Regions from separate parts of the Homo sapiens genome. Here region 1 is linked to region 2. Evidence: chromatin contacts called from ENCODE Hi-C or POLR2A ChIA-PET data. All regions are on one chromosome and are shown on one strand. The core of a region is the stretch at or near the end of the contact, and the rest is flanking DNA. Distances in the headings are between cores, read along the strand shown. Region 1 overlaps KIF2A (kinesin family member 2A). Region 2 has its middle 50 kb from the start of KIF2A.

Region 1 (5,501 bases), core at 2,386-4,885, 85 kb after region 2:
TGCAGAGGCACAATCTTGGCTCACTTCAACCTCTGCCTCCCGGGCTCAAGCAATTCTCCTGTCTCAGCCTCCCAAGTATCTGGGATTACAGACACCCACCACCACACCTGGATAATTTTTTGTATTTTTAGTAGAGTTAGAGTTCCACCATGTTGGCCAGGGTGGTCTCAAACTCCTAATCTCAAGTGATCTGCCCACCTCAGCCTCCCACAGTGCTGGGATTACAGGCCTGAGCCACCACATCTGGCTTATAAAACTTTAAAAGAAAATGTAAGAGACTGTTTTAGGGATCTCAATCTTAGGAAAAATTTCATAGCATACCAAAAAACAACAAAAAAAATCCATAATGGAAAAACATACATTTGACTACATTAGAATTAAGAATTTAAATGCATCAAAAGCACCATAAAGAACATGAAAAGATAAGCCACAACTTTGTAGAAAATATTTGCTATACATACAACAAAAGATTAATATCAAGAATATATATAGAATTCCTATAGAGAAATAGCCCAAACAAAGAGGCCCCAACACTCAAGTCAGTACTCAAAAGGCCTGAATGGCTAACAAGCACAAAAACAGGCAAAACCTCATTAAATCAGAGAAATTAGAACCATAATATGATACATTAAATCTGACTAATATTGTTTTCATGAATGTGGAGTAATTGCTAGGGGGATTACAAATCATTATAGATACTGTGTGTTAGGCCCATCTTTCATTGCTATAAATACTTGAGACTGGGTAATTTATAAAGAAAAGAGGTTTAATTGGCTTGCAGGTCTGCAGGCTTTGCAGGAAGCATGATGCTGGCATCTGCTCAGCTTCTGGGAAGGTCTCATGAAGGCTAAGGGGGAGCAGGAGCAAGAGAGAGGGAGATGCCACACACTTTTAAACAGCCAGAGAACAGAACTCACTGTCATGAGGACAGCACTCATCACCAAGGGGATGGTGCACTCATCACCAAGGGGATGGTGCTAAACCATTCATGAGAAATCCACCCCAGTGATCTAGTCACCTCCACCATCCAATCACCTCCACTGGGCCCCACCTCCAATATAGGGATTACAATTCCACGTGAGATTTAGGCAGGGATGAATATACAAACTATCACACAGCCACTATCGATAGGAAGCATCATGGCACCGAAGAGAAAAGTTTTATATATGTGGACTCAATTATTCTGTATTTCTTCTCTTATTATGTATCTTAGAGAAATTATTGCACATTTGTACCAGTACACATATGTAAGAATGTCCATAGCATCATTGTTCCTAATAGCAGAAACATAAAAACAACTCAAATGTCTGATAGTAGAATAGATAAAATGTATATTTGTGCAATGAAATACTATATTGTAGTGAAAATGAGTTATATACATTTTATATATACAACATAAATGAATTGCAAAAAATAGTATTGAGCAAAAAAAAAAAACACACAGGTCTTAAAATAGTGTTAATCCATGCATATGCAATTTAAAGAGAAGTAAACTGTTTAGATTTCTGTGTGTGTGTGTTACATTTAAAGGTGATAAAACTATAAAGAAAAGCCAAAATATGATTATCTCAAATATCTGGGTAGTTACTTTTAGTACTTTTTTTTTTTTTTTTTTGAGACAGAATTTTGCTCTTATTGTCCAGGCTGGAGTGCAATGGCGCGATCTTGGCTCACTGCAACCTCTGCCTCCCGGGTTCAAGCAATTCTGCATCAGCCTCCTGAGTAGCTGGGATTACAGGCACGCACCACCATGCCCAGCTAATTTTTTGTGTTTTTAGTAGAGAGGGGGTTTCACCATGTTGGCCAGGCTGGTCTCAAACTCCTGATCTCTGGTGATCCACCCACCTCAGCCTCCCAAAGTGCTGGGATTGCAGGCGTGAGCCACTGCACCTGGCAGTTGTTATCTTTGGGAGGGGAATGTATGGGGTTTCAAAAGTGTTTTTTAACCTAGCTGGTGGTAGTTACACAGGCATTTGCTCTATTATTATTTTTCTTTAATGTGGAAGTATATGTGATATAATTCACAGTAAAGTAAATGGTGAATCAGAGAGAGTCAAAGGGCAATGAGTTAGTGAAGATGGAATACAGGAGTTTTCTCAGGTGGATCAGAGAAATGGGATGGTATTGGAAGGCCACATGGAAAGATTGTTGCATTTTCTAGGGAAAGATATTTCTAGTCCTGATTAGTCTTATTAACGTCTATGCATGATCCCTATTAACAACTGAGACTTGAGCATCTCATTGTTCTCCCCCTAGTGGCATCATTCTCCCAGTCATCCAGGCTTGAAACCTTCTTGTTATGCCTGTATGTTGTCACCATATCATGATTTTTTCCTTTGAAAAATTTTTCATGTATCTTATTATTGTTTCTCTTATTACTTAACACCTTTGTTAACAGGTGTTTACTACTTAACTTTCTAAATAAATCATTGGATGTCTTTGTTAAAGAAAAAAATTAAAATTTAAAAAGAAAAATTATAAATTTGTATTATAATTTAAAAAGAGGTATTTGAGTAGCTCAATGAAAAGCCATATATACGACAATTAAAAAATATTTAAAGTCATATTGGGTAAAGTTGGTTTTTAAAAAGAAAATAACATTTTTTAGAGACATCTTTTGGTGCAAATAAAAGCCCCATGCTGCATTGGTATTGTAGGTAGTGTAGATGGTTCTAGTTATCTGATTAATTGGCAAAAAGCAAATGCTTAAGACTTTGTCTATTCATTTCTTATTGCTGGAATTTCGTATTCACTTCTTGTTGGATGAGTAAACTGGATTATGGTAGAGATAAGGCAACATAATTCTCAGTCCTGCCCTGCTCAACCTCTAGAGTTTAGTCTTAGATCAGATGCTTTTGACTCTGCAAACTTGTGATTTAAGGCTTTCTGGATGTGTACACTGGTGGTTGAGGTCATAGAGGTTCCAATATTGAGGAGACTGCTGATACTGGATGTTGTCTCCTTGATTTTTTTTTTTTTGGAGACAGGATCTCACTCTTGCCCAAGCTGGAGTGCCGTGGCACAATCACAGCTCACTGCAGCCTTGACCTCCTAGGCTCAAGCAATCCTCCTACCTCAGCCTCCCAAGTTGCTGGGCCTGTAGGTGGACACCACCATGCCCTGTTGATTTTTAAATTTTTTTTATAGAGTTGAGGTCTCGGTATGTTGCCAACCTAGTCTCAAACTCCTGGGCTCAAGCCATCCTCCTGCTTCTGCCTCCCAAAGTGCTGGGATCACAGGTGTGAGCCACTGTGCCCAGCCTCCTTGATTTGCTTTATCCTCTCATTGCCAATCTCTCTAGCCTGTCTTTGGAGATTAAAGTTTCTGTGAATTTGCGACCTGTAGTCCTGGTACGAATTTTGCTCCACCGGCCCACCTTTTTTTCGCACACCTAGTTATGGTACATTAAGTCACTCCTTGCCTAGAAGGGTGGGAATACCATGGTAGATGCCCAACAATAAGAATGGTTGTGTTGGTCTTGCCTTTTGGAATATCCACATATTTTTCCCCATTCTCATTACTGTGGTAATTCTACTGGTAATTGCATGGAGATCCACCTTGGTAACTCATTTCTTTTTTCTTTTTTTTCCAACTAGATTTGATAGCTAGGTGTCTCATTTCTTTAACCTCAACCACGGCCTCTTCATTTCCTGCTGAGGGTTATTCTTCACAGTAGTCTGATTAAAATGCATCTTCCTTAGGCTGAAATATTTCCTTCCTTTCTGCTGATAAAACCATATCAGTGTTTTATTAAACTCTTTTACTTTCTCCAAAACCTTTGTTGCTATAATCTTCTTGTCCCCACTAGTGGGTATTAGTATATTGTGGGGCTGCCACGGGCAGTTGGGGAAAGGATGGCTGCCAGGTCTTAGCCTCACTACTCATGTTGTAGAGATGGTGATTGATGCGGGGCTTGATGCAGCAGCGGTAGGCTCCTCCCAGATTGTGATGGTGACTGGGCTGCTTATGGCTCTCTGGGGTCCACTCTTCATTCCCACTACCAGTTAAACTCATCCTCTTTCTCATATGCTGTGGCAGCCATGCAGGTGCACTGCTTAGATGTCTCTCTAAGAAAGAATTTCAGTTTCAGGGAGTGCAGTTAGCTGACAACCTCCAGTTGTTAGTACCTTCAGGGCCTTTAGGTTTGGGGTTGAGAACTTGAATTTCCTGGGAAATCCACAGCCAGTGATAGAGCATGGCATGGGTAATAGGACATATCCATTTTGGCTCAGTGCAGGACTCCTCTAATGGGCAGTCTTGCTCTGAAGCACCCTACTGGGTTGACCAAGACTTTGTTAGATCTGCATCAAGGTCTGAGGCTTTCTCTGCTCAGTCCTGCTTCACAGCCACTTCCTTCATAGGTTTCAAATCTGCATCATGGTCTGAAAGTTTTCATTATTTTTTATTTTAATCTTAATTTTTTTTTTTTTTTGAAGTGGAGTCTCGCTCTTGCCCAGGCTGGAGTGCAGTGGAGCGATCTTGGTTCACTGCAACCTCCACCTCCTGGGTTTAAGTGATTCTCCTGCATCAGCCTCCTGAGTAGCTGGGATTACAGGCGCCCACCACCACACCCAGATAATTTTGTATTTTTAGTAGAGACTGTGTTTCACCATGTTGGCCAGGCTGGTCTTGAACCCCTGACCTCAAGTGATCTGCCCGCCTCAGCCTCCCAAAGTGCTGGGATTACAGGCGTGAGCCACCGCACCCAGCCTGGTCTGAAAGTTTTCTGTGCTCAGTCCTCTTTCCTCCCCCTTTTATCTTTAGCAGTAAACCTCTTGTACTCCCAACTCTCTCATCTGCTTCTCAGAGGACTCCAAATGACACATATCACTTCCACTGGTTATTTACCTAATTTGTCTCTGAAATTGAAGTAAGGATTATTTAATTTCCCTTTTTTAACTCCCTTTTGACTCCTCCCAGTATTTTTTTAGGTCATCAATTTCACCCACCCCCAGCACCTGCATCTCCTCTAATGCCCATCTGTATTAGTAAAAGGCACCACTATTTACTCAGTTGCTTTTACATCTTTCACATTTAAGTTTGTGACCCATCTTTTGGGGAAGTGGGGGGAATGGAGGTGGTATTGTGTGAGATAGGAATCAGACAATTAAAAAGGAGTGACTTTAGTAAGGCATGAATGAGGTCACAGGTAATGCGGGTCAGATCATGTAGGGCTTTGTTGTAAGTCATTAATAGGTCATTGAAAGGACTTTAGCTTCTACTCTGTGTGAGATGGGGGAGTCATTGGAAGGTTTTGAGCAAAGGAGTAATATCTGACTCACTTTTTACCAGGAACATTTTGGCTGCTCTGGAGAACAGACAGAGGGCAGATAAGTTGGAAGCAGGAAGACTAGTTGGGAGAGTATCACAGTAATCTAAGTACAAGGCATTGGTAGCTTGCACCAAGATGATAGCAGTGAAGTTGTTAAGAATTGGCTCATTATCTGGGGGCAAGACTCAAGCAATGTCATTTTATTTTGTGAAAGCTCCCTAGGAGTTTC
Region 2 (5,390 bases), core at 1,691-4,190:
CTCTGTGTCGAGAGGAGTGGTAAGAGATGGGGCTGGAGACTCAAGGCCACATCGGAAGAGCCTCGATCCTTTCCCCTGAAGGGAGTAAAAGGCTCTCCAAAGAGTTTAAGCAGTGAGTGAAAAGACCAGCCGAGAATGTGAAAAACCTCATCTGGACACAAGGCAAAAATAATTATTTTCTCCTTTGGTTACCTTTTCCATTCCCTTTCTTCAAGGGAAAGAACCATGTCTTATTTTACTTGGCGTCAGCTGCTCTCAGAACAGTGGCTTGACCAATACCAAGCATTCAATAAATGTTTATTGAAGGAATGAATCAATGGCCACCCACAACCTATACCTCTTACAGCCCATTACCTCTTACGCCCTTTAGCCCCTTCCATAGGTATTTGCCTGGAATGTTTGTAAGATTTTTGAAAATCTCAGAAACAACACCAGCCCTCCACCCATGGGAAGATGTGTTTCAGGCTAACACCTGTGATCTTGTCGATGCCATTGCCCCAAAGAAGATCAACCTCTCCTTCTTGCCTATATAAGTTGGCTCTAATTTCAATGTTGCTGAAAACCTCTCCTCTTCCATAAATTATTTTTTGAGATTGCTCCAGCCCATTGTGATCTTTCATCCTTCAAACTCCTTTAACATCTAGGGCCTACACCATTAATCTGACAATCACCACATACTGCTTAATATTGTTGTAGTCTGCTATTTACCTTCAGTCTGCAATTTAACTTCCTTAAGTTTATTTCTTGTTCCCCATTGTAGAGAATATCTCCCTTAAATAGCTGCCAAGTCTTGCCAATCATGGCCTTTCCTGTAGTGTTTTGCATGTGTGTGCACACATGTGTTTTTAATTGACTTGAAGACAAAGAGACTCCCCTTAGGAAGCTTTATTTCCTGTTTGCCACTTCCCTAGGACCCAAGATACCCTGATCCCCCTCAATTCATTCTCTGCCTTTCCCTGCTCTTCTTCCCAAGGAAACGAACACCTTCCAACTTTATCACCAGGGCTCCTTTGCCTTCTGGCTTGCATTTGGGTTCAACCAATAGAAGGCACAGATAGGTAATAGATGGGTGGGAGGACAGAGTGGTAGGGAATGTCTTCCCTTGCTTGGCCCATTCTGTAGTGTTTGAGTCCTTCCAGGACTATGGCTTCTCTAGGGTGGCCCCTCTTCAAAGGCTCTGCCCCCCAGGTAAGCTCCAATAGCATCATTTCTTCCCTTTACCTTTTCAGGCCTGGTGCCTCAACATCCTTTTTTGATGCTCTTAACTCTGCCCACACATCTGTAAATAGTCCCTTTATTAAAGGGACTTTTATCTCTTCAAAAATCCCCACAGAATATTCTGTTTCTTGCTGGGATCTTGACTAACACAGGAACTTTCCGTTTAGTTGGGATAAGACTATAGGAACCTTATAATTTATCATCCAAACCAAGACACTTCTGAGAGTGAAAGGGGGCACTATTAATTAAACCATGGCAACGGGCGCAAATCAGAACTGTTCCAGGCCACCGGAATGAATGAGCATCCTAGGTAAGTCAGGCACATAAAAAGATAATTGTTATAATGAAGAGATAAAAACATTTCTAAAAGAGATAATATTACAGCATAGATTAAGGTAAGTGCCAAGGGTGGAATAGACTTTCAGTGCTACAGCCATTCCAAGACAAGAGAGATTATTTCTCCTGGGGAAAGACATTTGAGATCAGTGGGTTGCTCAGTTCTCCTCCAACTAAATGAAGTCACACAATCCATGTGTGCTTGGCTGATTTTGTAGATTTTCTCCAAGAAATTTCAGTCCCAGTTGGGTCCCCCGCCTCCACCCCTCACACACCCAGTGTAACTGTTTCTATTTCTTTCCATTGTTTAGGCTCTGGGTTTTTAAGGAAAGCAAATTAATTTAAATCTTAGCCAATTATTCCTTTTAAAAAATACCAAATGCATTCCTGATTCAATTATAAATCATTGTAAATATCTTATATTTTTGATTCTTTAAACCATGTTTTAGCTTCATTTTGCAAAGATATCTAAGAGGTGGTTTATAAGCTTTGCTTGCAAATAAAACATTTCTGCTAGTAATCACATAAAGCCTAAGTAACCCTAGAAAGCTTCTCTATGTATGTATGTATGTTTACCTTGTCTCTTAAACAAAAGAGTTTGACAATTAACCAATACTCTACAGCCTTGTCACCCTGAGCAAAGTGAACCCAGACTCATTGCACCCCTACTTCTAGCGAATTCAAGCCTACTTGGCCAGGAAATGTTTCTAATGCTCACGTTGCTAGTAGAAGCAAGTTACTATGAGCCCCAGTGTGTGGCTTCAGGCTTGCCAAATCACTGCTTTGTTCAGGCATTTCATACTCAAGAGAATAGTATATAAAAACACACCTCTGCCCAGGAGCAGAGAGCACCATGTAGATTAGGGCAGCCAGAGTTCCTGCTCTACTTCCCAACCAGCTGGTGCTGGTTAGGATTAGACCAGAGGGAGTTGGGGTTGAAAAGGTCTCTCTTGAGAGAGTCAGAAAGGGTCCTACAAGAACAAGACAAACAGGAAAAGAAAGCAGTAACTAGAGACAAAAAGCAACTGCAGACGTGCAAATCATACACAGGAAATAGCACAAATCAACGCAGATAGGTGGGAGTAAAGTGAGAGTAAAAACCACAGTGAGGAAAAGTAAAAGATAACAGAGCAGCCTCTAATTCTACACTGGTAAGCCACTAAAATCCAAAAGGAATGGTGCACATAGAGCAATTGTAGCAGGATGTAAGGTTCAGGCACAAGACAAGGAAAAGCTGCAGTGTGCCTTCGACAGCAGAAAAAATTAGAAATGACCTAAGTGGTTTAACAAATCTATTCAGGCAGGATTCAGATTCCTATAAGGCGCTTTCAGCCTCCTGCCTACTTTATCACCAGGGAAGATCTCCAGCTGCTGTACTGATGGATGGAGGAAGTGCTCTCCTGAACATGGAACACGTGGTATTCTGTAGGAGGAACGAGAGTACTGGAAACTCCCTGATGAGAATATTCTGGGTCCATATGGGGTGTAACATTCTATCAGCCTGTGAATTTTAAAAACCACCCTAAGGCCCCAAACTAATCCTTCAATTATGGGCCATTGCCTGCTGTGTTTTGCATGCATTATGTGAAATGGATTATAACTAATTTTTCAAAGTCAGCAGATTGTTATTTACCCATATGTTGACAATCAGTTTAAAGAGGCAAAAACTGTGAGCTACTTCATGAAAAATACTACACCTACTCAAAAGTCCTCATTGGCAACATCTACAATGGCATTTCCTTTCAAAAATTATATTAAAAGAACTTATGTTACATGTAAAGTGTTATATCTATAATTTATATAGAGAATTTATAATACCTATCGTTTACATAGCATGAATTTATATTAAAATACATAATATTATTAAATTATATAAAAAATTGAAGTATATATACTTTTCTTGTCTAAATATAAAATTTTATATAATATTATAAAATGTGAAATTAATTTTATATTATATATAATTTATTTATAAATAATTTTGTTATGTATATTAACTTTTTAAAGTAAAAGCCAATATAGATGTTATCAATGTGTGTGTGTGAGTGTGTGTGTGTGTGTGTGTGTGTGTGTAATATATAGTATTGATTTAAAAAAACCCTTTTCCTTTTTTTTGTTTTTTTGAGACAGGGTCTCACTCTGTCACCCAGGCCAGAGTATAGTGGCACAAACATGGCTCACTGCAGCCTCGATCTCCTGGGTTCAGGTGATCCTCCCATCCCAGCCTCCGGAATAGCTGGGACTATAAGTGCACGCCACTGTGCCCAGTTAATTTTTTAAAATTTACTTTTTATACAGACAGTCTCACTATGTTGCCCAGGCTGGTCTCAAACTCCTGGGCTCAAGCAATCCTCCTGCCTCAGCCTCCCAGGGTGCTGGGATTACAGGCATGGGCCTCTGTGCCCAGCCAAAAGCCTTTTCTAAAGGTTTTGCAAAGGTTCTACCTGGCAATATGTCAATGTTTGTGTGCATTTTGGTAATCTACTATTACAATGGTTCACTGACAGGTAATTATATGTTTATACAACTTCATTTTCATTAATTGCACAAATACATTATGAAGCCTACTATTTAGTAGGCATATCCCAGTGTAAACTCCAACCAGGAGTTTTCAAGGAACTTTGTAGATCAGTTTGAGACAAGTCCCTTCACAATAGGATAATATCTTGATAGATATGTTCTTAGGTGACAGGGTAGTGGAGGCATCTAGGAGGACTTTTCCAAAGATGGTCTCAGCAGGAGCTGAGTTTTGAAGGATGAATACGAGCTAGATGAAGGGAGGATGAGTAGGAAGGGGAAGGAGCTTCATGCTAAGGGCAGAGGGAACTGCATCTTTCTCAGGCACTGAAACATGGCTCTGCCTAATGCGTTTATGTCCAAGGCACTGGTAAAGTAGACACTGAAGAATGATTGACAATGAGACTAGATAGACAAGGCCTCATATCATTAGGGACTTTGCATGCCAAGTTGGAAACCACGGAAAGATTTTAAGCAGTGACATAGCATGATCAGATGGTAGAAAATGATGTGTTTAAGGAGGAAGGTAATATGACGATATCAAAAACTTCAAGCCACTAATGGAAGAAGGGATAAGAGACAGTGGAAAGAAAGAAGTGGAATGACTCAAGCTGTTTAAAAGGGAGAATCTCAGCCTGGAAAACACAATGAGATCCCACCTCAACAACAACAACAACAAAATTAGCTGGGCATGGTGGCATGCACCTGTAGTCCCAGTTACTTTGGAGGCTGAGGTGGGAGGATCCCTTGAGCCCAGGAGTTTGAGGCTGCAGTGAGTTGTGATTGCATCACTGCACTCCAGTCTAGACAACACAGCAAGACCCTGTTTCTAAAATAAAATTTTTAAAAAGAGAGAGAATCATCTAAGCTCTTGGGACTGCTTGGATATGAAGCAAGAGTGAGAGGAAGAAATCTAGGATGCCTCCCTGATTTCAGGCTAAGACCACAGGATGAGTAGTGGTGCCATTGAAGGCCACAGGACCACTGGAGGATGAACAGGTTGCCATTGTTGGTTGTTTTCATTTTGGAGTGTTTTGGATGAAAGGATGTGAAGATAAAACATTCTATTCGGGGGTGTTCTTGTTTTGAGAAACTATATGGCTCTGAAGCTCCACAGCAAGGTCTGAACTGAAAACTCAAAAACTAGGCATAACCAAGACATTAGCAGAGGTTGAAGATGAGTGTATCTATGAAAAATGAGTAAAGGTAGATGAGCAAAGTCAAGGACAGAATCTTGGGATACACCATCATAAGGCAGGCACCAGACACAGATTATAAAGGAGCAACCAGAAAAATAGAAAGAAAAATAGAGCTTAATT

What was found. Hi-C counts contacts between places; a loop is a spot of excess contacts on that map. ChIA-PET counts read pairs that join two places held with the same protein, here RNA polymerase II (POLR2A). Pooled maps may share reads with other maps.
Region 1: a pooled map shows a loop between it and region 2 (2.4-fold over the local background). The contact joins two enhancer-like sites. A Hi-C loop is called at or near these places in 3 of 168 maps with a recorded cell type or tissue (astrocyte of the cerebellum, heart right ventricle and naive thymus-derived CD4-positive, alpha-beta T cell) and 7 of 50 pooled maps. POLR2A ChIA-PET finds 5 or more read pairs at or near these places in 3 of 52 experiments (OCI-LY7, T-cell and activated CD4-positive, alpha-beta T cell).

What each region holds. Positions count from the first base shown.
Region 1 is chr5:62,338,341-62,343,841 of GRCh38, forward strand. All of the region lies in intron 1 of KIF2A (kinesin family member 2A), which reads left to right. Among named protein-coding and RNA genes, the nearest start is that of KIF2A, 35 kb to the left of the region's middle. Within about 2 kb of position 3,636, at least 2 of the 41 ENCODE cell types and tissues checked have a DNase peak (open chromatin) inside an H3K27ac peak, as active enhancers do.
Region 2 is chr5:62,253,996-62,259,385 of GRCh38, forward strand. No RefSeq gene overlaps it. Among named protein-coding and RNA genes, the nearest start is that of KIF2A, 50 kb to the right of the region's middle. Within about 2 kb of position 2,941, at least 8 of the 41 ENCODE cell types and tissues checked have a DNase peak (open chromatin) inside an H3K27ac peak, as active enhancers do.